Regions from separate parts of the Homo sapiens genome. Here region 1 is linked to region 2. The links are chromatin contacts, found by Hi-C or POLR2A ChIA-PET in ENCODE. All regions are on one chromosome and are shown on one strand. Each heading gives the region's core, a stretch centred on a gene start or an enhancer-like site at or near the end of the contact. The rest is flanking DNA. Distances are from core to core; before and after follow the strand shown. Region 1 has its middle 26 kb from the start of C10orf71-AS1. Region 2 holds the start of VSTM4 (V-set and transmembrane domain containing 4).

What was found. Hi-C counts contacts between places; a loop is a spot of excess contacts on that map. ChIA-PET counts read pairs that join two places held with the same protein, here RNA polymerase II (POLR2A). Pooled maps may share reads with other maps.
Region 1: a loop to region 2 is called in a map of Right ventricle myocardium inferior, with 2.0 times the contacts of the local background. The contact joins the enhancer-like site here to the promoter of VSTM4 in region 2. A Hi-C loop is called at or near these places in 1 of 168 maps with a recorded cell type or tissue (Right ventricle myocardium inferior) and 1 of 50 pooled maps. POLR2A ChIA-PET finds 5 or more read pairs at or near these places in 1 of 52 experiments (PC-3).

The regions. Positions count from the first base shown.
Region 1 is chr10:49,271,137-49,275,263 of GRCh38, forward strand. No RefSeq gene overlaps it. Among named protein-coding and RNA genes, the nearest start is that of C10orf71-AS1, 26 kb to the right of the region's middle. Within about 2 kb of position 1,300, at least 7 of the 41 ENCODE cell types and tissues checked have a DNase peak (open chromatin) inside an H3K27ac peak, as active enhancers do.
Region 2 is chr10:49,112,880-49,117,113 of GRCh38, forward strand. VSTM4 (V-set and transmembrane domain containing 4) reads right to left here and starts at 2,643. Exons shown (of 8, transcript NM_001031746.5): 1 at 2,552-2,643. The coding sequence starts at 2,606.

The DNA.
Region 1 (4,127 bases), core at 50-2,549, 160 kb after region 2:
GGTGAGGCTGTGGGAGCAGGCCAGAGGTAGGTGGCACCTGGGGAGAGGGGAGAGGAAGGGAGGCAGTGGAAATGTCCCAGCTTGTGTGAATGAGTGTGTGATGGTGCCCCTCAACCCCCAAAATCAAAGCAACCATTTCCTGAGGGCCTACAGTGTGCCAGGCCCTGGGGCAGGCCCCGACATAACATCTAGCTTTGCAATGGCAACAGTGCTACAAGTGGGTTTTTTCCTTCTCATTTTACGGAGGAGAAAACTGCCTGAGCTTCTGGAAGCTCCCATGGGCAGTGCACGATGTGGAGGATGGGGTGGGGAGGTCCGTGTGACTCCAGGGCACCATGCCCCAGGAGGCTACACTCAGGTCATCGTCACTCAGCAAAGAGCCTGACACGGTGACAGCTGACCAGGCTTTGTGAGTGGCGTGGTGGCCAAGAGCCAAGCTACAAATCATGCCACGTTGCCACGAATCTATGTGTGGTCTGCTTGCTCCAGCTGTCTCAGCTCAACCGGATCTATTGACGATTCACTAATCCAGCCGATAGCTGGGCAGCTGACCCACAAACTCATGCTGCTGGGCCCAAGGTGACACCAAGCCTGCTCCCAAGCCCTCAGATTAGTGGGTGTTAGTTCATCATTAAAGAGTCGACTTCAGCATGATTTACCTTGCCCAGGGTGCCCTGGACGGTGCAGCAGCAGGCACCCCGAATGTCTGCTTTCCTCTGTGGCATATCTCTTTCCTCGAGCATCCTGGTTTAACCCATCTATCCATGGCCATCTCAGTAAACTTTATTCCTGACAACAAGCTTCAGTGACCTGAATGGTGGCCCCCAAAAAGATATGTTCAGGTCCAGATCCCAAAAAATCTGTGAAGGTGACTTTACTGGGAAAAAGAGTCCTTGCAGGTGTGATTAAGGATCTTGAGATGAGGAGGTCATCCCAGTGAGCTCTACATGCAATGATGGGTGTCCTTGTCTAAGAGAAAGAGGGTATTTGAGACAGATAGAAGAGGCGGAGTCAATGCGACTACAGAGGCAAAGATTGGAGTGATACAGCCACAAACTGAGGAACAAATGGGGCCACCAGAAGCTGGAAGAGGCCAGGAAGGATGGGCCTCTAGTGCCTTCAGAGGGTGCCTGCTTCCACCTCGACTTTGGACTTCTGGCCTCCAGAACCATGATAGAATGAAGTTCTGTTGTTTTCAGCTGTGCAGCGTGTGGGTAACTGGTGACAGCAGCCACAAGGAAGTAACTCACACACAAGCTGACTTGGGTTTCTGACTGGAGTGTGAGTTGCTATTTGCAGGAGAATTTGTGATCTCATCCCTCAGGCCCAAGAGCTGGTCGGGTCCTGTTCTGCCCTTGGCTGGAAAGGGAATCCCGAGGTTGCATCTGCTGCTTGGGTGTGGAGCTCTGGGCTGGAGCAAGATGAGAAATGGGCCTATTTATAAATGAACAGAGCCAGAGGGCGGGTGTGGGGTCGGCCGAGGGCTTCACCAAGGTCAGAGGCCCAGTCCCAGGGGGACAGGAGCATTACAGAGAAGAGCAAAGCCCTGAGAGGAAGGCGGGGGCCACGCCAGGGCACTTGTGGCCTCTCTGAGCAGCGAGGCTGTGGTCTCTTTCTGAAAGGCCTAACATAGGAATGCCCAGCTGGCTTCCAAGTCATATCTGGTGTCTCAGGCGAAGGGCAGGCCCCAGTGGGTGGGAGCAGATTCTTTCCTGCTGCCTCATTGCGGCTCCGAGAAAGGAAGTGTGAGTGCCCAGGGTGGGCACCCTGCACACAACCGCAGCCCATCCGTGGGCAGTTGAGCCTGCCATCTCGGGGGGATGCTGTCACGGTGAGTGGGCCTCTGTGCACGTCTGAGTTTCCTGCTCTCTTGGCAAGGCCAGGTTGGAGGGACTTAGTGGGCGGCGTCTCAGCCTCGGGCCATCACACAGAGGGCAGGCAGGAAGCTGTGCACAGTGCCAGGGATGCAGGGGGACAGAGACCCTACTGATGAGTGGCTGAGTTGGACCAGGGTCCACCCTCAGCCCATCCAGTGCTGGGCACAGCTGGGCAAGAGGAAATCCCAGCACACTGTCTGGTTTACTCAGCCCCTCCCACAGCTCTGTGCTGGGAGGTGCCTGCCCTCTGCACCAGGGGCCTGGGAGCTGGCAGAAGCCTTTCTCCAGGGCAGGAGCAGCCTCTGGCCCAGCTACTGGTGAGGAACCCTGGATTCCTTCACATCAGTGACCATACCATGTGCACGCCTCTGAGTCTTATGGCCTTCAAGCACCTCTACCTGAAGAAGTCCATCTCTGACTGAGGAGCTTTAGCAGGAAGAAGCATGGTTGCAGCCTTTTGCCTGCTCAGGCCTAGAAGGGACAGCTTTAGTAAGCCTCGAATCCCAGCTCCATGCCCTCCTTAGCTGTGTGACATTGAGCAAGTCACTCAACCTCACTCAGTCTTGTTTCTCACCTGTGAAATGGGGATAACAGGCCTACTTCGTTGAGCTGCTAGGGAGGTTAAATGAGACAATAAATGTGACCAAAGCTCTAATGTAATGCAGATGTAATTACACTAAGAATCTTAAAATGAGGATATCATAATTATCCAGGAGGGCCCTAAATTTAGTGGCAACGTGCCCTTATAAGAAGAGACACGCAAAAAGGAGAGAGATGCCTGGACAGCCGAAGCCAGGTGAAGATGGGGACGGAGATTGGGGCAATGCGGCAACAGCCGCGGAAGCCACCAGAAGCTGGAAGAGGCAGGAAAGGATCCTCCCCTGGAGCCTTCAGAGGGAGCACGGTCCTGCCAAAACCTTGAGTTCAGACTTCTGGCCTCCAGAACCATGAGGAATAAACTTCTGTTGTTCTGAGCCACCTAATTTGTGTTAATTTGTTAAAGAAGCCACAGGAAACTAATACAACAACCTGCAAAATGGGCTAGTAATACGTACCTCTTACTTTTGTGGGAGGATTTTTTAAGTGTTCATAAAAGAAAAAATCTAAAGATCCAATCATCAGAGATAGGTATAGATTATCTGCACATTGACATGAAGAAATAGCATGCAGCCATACAAGAAAGAAGTTTGTAGACAGTAGTGACCAGGCAAATGTTCACGTTCTGGTATCATGTGGGGAAACGTGAGCCACAAACTGAGGAACAAATGGGGCCACCAGAAGCTGGAAGAGGCCAGGAAGGATGTGCCCCTAGTGCCTTCAGAGGGCGCCTGCTTCCACCTCGACTTCGGACTTCTGGCCTCCAGAATCATGATAGAATGAAGTTCTGTCAAAATGTAAAATTGCAAATGTCTCTGAACCTAATTTTGTTTTTTAAAAATATGCTGACACTTTGGCAGGCTGAGGTGGGTGTATCACCTGAGGTCAGGAGTTCGAGACCAGCCTGCCCAACATGGCGAAACCCCATCTCTACTAAAAATACAAAAAATTAGCTGGGCGTGGTGGCAGCAACCTGTAACCCAGCTGCTTGGGAGGCTGAGGCAGGAGAATTGCTTGAACCTGGAAGGTGGAGGTTACAGTGAGCTGAGATCATGCCATTGCACTCCAGCCTCGGCAGCAGAGTGAGACTCTGTTTCAAAAAAAAAAAAGTATTCTGAAAAAAGAAAAAAATAACACTGACCACTGCTGGGCAATATGATACCATGTTCTTTACTTTCTTTGCTGTTATTTTTTTCCCAAATGCTTCTCAATGAATATATGTTACTTTTATTTTGAAAAAGTAAAAAGGAGCTGTTCTAAAATGATTTCTTCCCGCAAATAACACATAATTGTGCAAGAGTCACTGCAAGCCCACTTTCTTTCCACCTGCAATCTCATGACAGCCTTATAACAGCCCCAAAAGGAGGCCATTATTCCATTATTCTATGCTGCCATTATTCCATTCTGTAGGTGAGAAGGCCAGGTTCTGTGAGGAACTTGTCCGAACACAGAGATAGCCTGTGGCCCAGCCTGAGGGTCAAATGCAGCCTGTCAGCTCCTAGAGCCCATGTGAGGGAAGCCACATCCCTCATCCCAAAGACAAGGGCTGCTGCCCGAGCCAGGCACTGGCTGCCGCTATCGGCCTCCCTCTTTCCCGACCATGCCCACGGCTTGGCTGTGTCCATCAAGTTAGACAGCAGGTAAAAGTCTCAA
Region 2 (4,234 bases), core at 1,393-3,892:
AGGACTAACACCACTCTGAAAACAGCCTAGGACACCGTTGTAGCTGAATAGAACAACCTACTCATTGTGAAGTGGGAGATGGCCACTTCCAGGTGAGGGAGTAAGGACAACTAACAGAACAAGGCAGCAGCCTCATCTGGGATGCAGAGGTGGGCACAGTCCCTCGGTTCTGAGCAGGCCAGGGATGTGCTCGTAGCTGTGTGCCTCCCACTTCCTCTCTGCCTGAAGAAACTGCACCTGCTCACTTCAGGGAGACCAGAGCCTCTAAGTTTATAAGGAATGCAAACTGTCAGTACTGATCAGCAGCAGTGAGCTTTCTTATTAAAAGAATAGTCTGAATTCATACAGCTAAATCTCTGAAAGAAATAGTTATATTACTTAACAGTCTTTGGCACCAGGAGCCAGTATTTACTGAGCACTAAGCAGAGGTGATGCCAGACCTAGCCCATGGACTGATTCACTCACATTAGCCTATCACCTGAAAATAGCTCCATCCAGGATAAAAATATCACCTTGCCCAATGATAGAGGCTAATACCTGCCGGGTACAAACTCTATGCCCTTTAGATGTATTTTCTCAATTTATCCTGATACTCTGTTTATTCCCATTTTATAGACAAGAGGACTGAGGTACAGAGAGGCTAAGCCCTTGTTCAAGCTCACATAGTAAGTGGCAGAGCTGGAATTCGAACCTAGGCCATCTTGCTTCAAAGACAGCTCAGCCACCTCTCAAGCCTACAGATTTGCTATCGTAAATATATTGTCTGTCAGTTTTCTTTCCTGTAAAATGAGACATGGGACCAGGTGACCACTAGGGTCCTGGTCAGTCCCAAAATGGAGAGGCAGAAAAGTACAGCAGTTAAGAAGCTGTACTTATGTATAAAATGGGTCTGCCAGCCCCTCCCAGCAGGATCGTGGTGAGGAGTCATGAATGAGGCACTTAGAAAAGTGGGTGGCACACAGTGAGTGTCCCACAAGCAGGAGCTCTTATCATCCTCCAGGGCTGACCATGGGCACAGCCAGGGCAGACTCTAAAGGCTCCTGAATTCCAGCTCTCAAGGCTCCCGAGGGCTCTGGAAATGTGAGAATGCCCTTGATCCCCAGCAAAAGACAATCTCTGGGACACCCACTCTGACAGCTCCTGCAATTAGAAGGTGGTCATGGAGCCTGGGAGAGGAAGGACCACTGGCTGCTGGCTACTCCACAGAGACCACGAGAACTGGCCCTGCCCACCAGTCCAAGGCAAACTTCTCATCATTTTTCCAGCCGAGACAGTGACAACTGGGAAAAGGTACATTTCCCGCAGCAAGGATTTCAGGTTCACTGGGAACCTGGCTGCACTCATAGCTGGGGGACAGTAGATGGATTTCTTCCCACTGTTATCCAAGTGCCTCCTCCTCAGACTGGGATCTATGGATTAATGCTGGCTCAAATGCCAGCTCTACACTTGGTAGCCAGATCACTCTTGGAAAATGACTTCTGAGCATCAGTTTCCTAATTTTCAAAACAATGGCAACACAGTTTAGTGGTTATTGACAGAGCCCAGAGCCAGGCTAACTGGGTTCAAATCCCAGCTCCACCACTTACAAGCCTACTGAATTAAGGCAAGTCCGTTCATGGGCCTGAGCCTCAGTTTCCTCATCTATAAAATAGGGATAATAATAGCACCTCCTTCAGAGGTTATTGGTGAGATTAACCAAGTTCATGTTTTTTTTTTTTAATACTTGGATATATAAACGTGTTGTAGTCATTATTACTTGGAAGTGTTGTAATTAAATGAGATAGGCCCAGATAGGCACCCAGGGAAAGTGACCATCGATACCTGTATTATTACTATTATTCCAGCCAGTACGGCCCCTGCTGCCCTGAGGCAGCCAGACAGAGTTCTGGGGAATAAAGAGGGAAAATTCTTAAGACACTTACAAGTGGGAGCAGTAAAACCCGAATGAAAGCCATTAGTGTGGACCAAGAAGTTGTCCTCAAAGCAGGGTGCTGGTGGAGAGGCGTCGCTGCATCCAGCCGTGGATGCCCCTCTCACCAGGCCTGGTCACCTCAAAAGGCCCACGATCAAGTCCCCGTTCCCCACCTCCTGGCCAAGGCAGATCCAGCCGCTCCTGACTTGTCTTCGGAGTAACTCTCCGAAGAGAGTGAAAGGGAAGTTGCTGCTCCGAGGAATCTGCCAAGAGCTGTGTGTCCTGACTGCCGTGGAAAAAAGGAAAGCGAACCACCAACTTGGGCTGCGCTCCTGCTGCATCTCCCCTCGGGGCCTGCCGCTGGGAAGATCTCGGCTGCTGCGAGAGTACCCAGCCCCAGGCGAGGTCGGGACGGGGACCGCGCTCACGGGAGGCGTCCTCTGAACCTTGGGGAGGCGCCGCTGCGCCCGCCAGACCCTCGGCGAGCCCACCGGAGCGCGCTGGCGACAGTGACAGCGCCGCCCCCCGCCCGCGCCCGGAGGTGGCAGGGCCTCCCCACCAGGCCCGGAGCCCCGGCCTCCCCGGCGCGGCCGCCCGGCCCCCACCCTTCCCGCTCCCGCCTGGCCCCGCCGCGCTTACCCGGAGCCGGAGCCCGCGCCAGCAGCGCGGCCGCCGCCAGTGCCAGCAGCCGCATCTCCCCGCCGCCGCCCGGCGCTGTGACGCGGGAGAGCGCCGCCGCCTGGCCCGGCCGCCGCCAGCCCGCCCCGGGCCCGCGCTCGCGCCCGCCCCCGGCCCGCCCCTTGGGCCGCCTGCCACGCGGGGCCGGGGCTGCTGGGTCCCGAGGCCCGCACCGGGCGCGGGAGCCGCCGCGCGATCGGTTCGCTCCAGGATCTGTGGCGTCTCCTTTCAACAGCCCCATTTCCCAGATGAGAAAACTGAGTTTCTGCAAGGTGATCGCTGGTGACTCACAGAACACACAGCTGCAGTGCGACCGGCGGTCCTCTGCCCACAGATGCACTTATTCCTAAGGGAAGGCGGGATCTGGGAGCCAGGGGGTGGGGGCGCGTCCAGGGAACCTCTGGCCTGAGACTCACCTGCTGGTCGTGGGCCTCCTGCGCTCACTCCACAGGACCCTCGGGAGCCAACAAGCAGCTGAGGGGGGAGAAGCCCCTTCTGCTGCCCTGAAATGGAGGGCGGGGTCCGAGGTGCTAACCCTTGGAAAACTGAGAGGGTCCACACAGACCAGCCCAGAATATGTGGAAACTATTAACAAAAGTGCCCATTTACAGTGCCTCAGCCAGGCCTGGGCTAAAGTGATTTTCCAGATGCTACTGAACCCCGCCGCGGTCAGGCCTGGGACAGTTCTGTAATCTCCATGTGCCTCAGTTTCCTGCACCTGTAAAATGGGGAAATGGGCCCACCCCTTCTGGGGTGTTTAGGAAGACCAAGTTACACCATTCCCATTAACGCATTGCCCCAGCACCCGATTCACGGGTGTCAGTGAACACTACTATTATTACTATACATAAGGAAGCAGAAGCAGCCACATGAAAGAGACCCATGTCACACAACCACAGAGCCCTGTCACTCTGAGCCAATGCCTGGTCTCTTTGCCACTGTTCTAAACTTAGGGTCTGAGCCTAACCCATCTCCAAGCAAGAAAAGCACATGTTAGGTCTATTCTGTGTGTGTCTATCAGGAGAGGTCTTTGTGGAGTTCCAGTGAGGGGTAGCAGCAGCTAGCAGGTGGGCCCTGGTTGGGAGTGGGTCCCTGTAGGAGGAGGAGGAGACAGGGCCCTCATCTCCTTCCCTCTAAGGGAGTGAGGAGGTGTGGGTGGCATGGAAAGAGGGTGCAGCCCACTAGTGTGAGCCCCAGGGCATTCCCCAGAGGGACCATCCTCTTCAGGCACCCCAGGCCAGTGGGTGCAAAGGCTCTGTGACATCTCTGAACCCCAGGCACTTCCAGAGGTCTCTGGACCCCATGGGATCCTCCAGCTAGGAGACTCATCTGTGGACCAGGGCCCTGCAGGGACTGGACTGACCATCAAGGCAGCCAGGCTGGAGAAAGCAGCCCCATCTATAATTTGGGTTGGTGGAAGGGCCTGAGGACCCGATAGTGAGTTGGCAACAAAGGTACTTGGCTATGATGCCAAGGACAAGAAGTGAGGACTAGAACTGGGGTCAGATGGACTCCTGCAGCCCAGGAATGCAAACTAGAACCAAGTGAGGCTTCCAGACCAGAGTTTGGAAACCAATTTTATACATGAGCAAACGAGCCTCACGTCCCATCCACATAATGTCCTAGGCCTCATTTTACAAATTA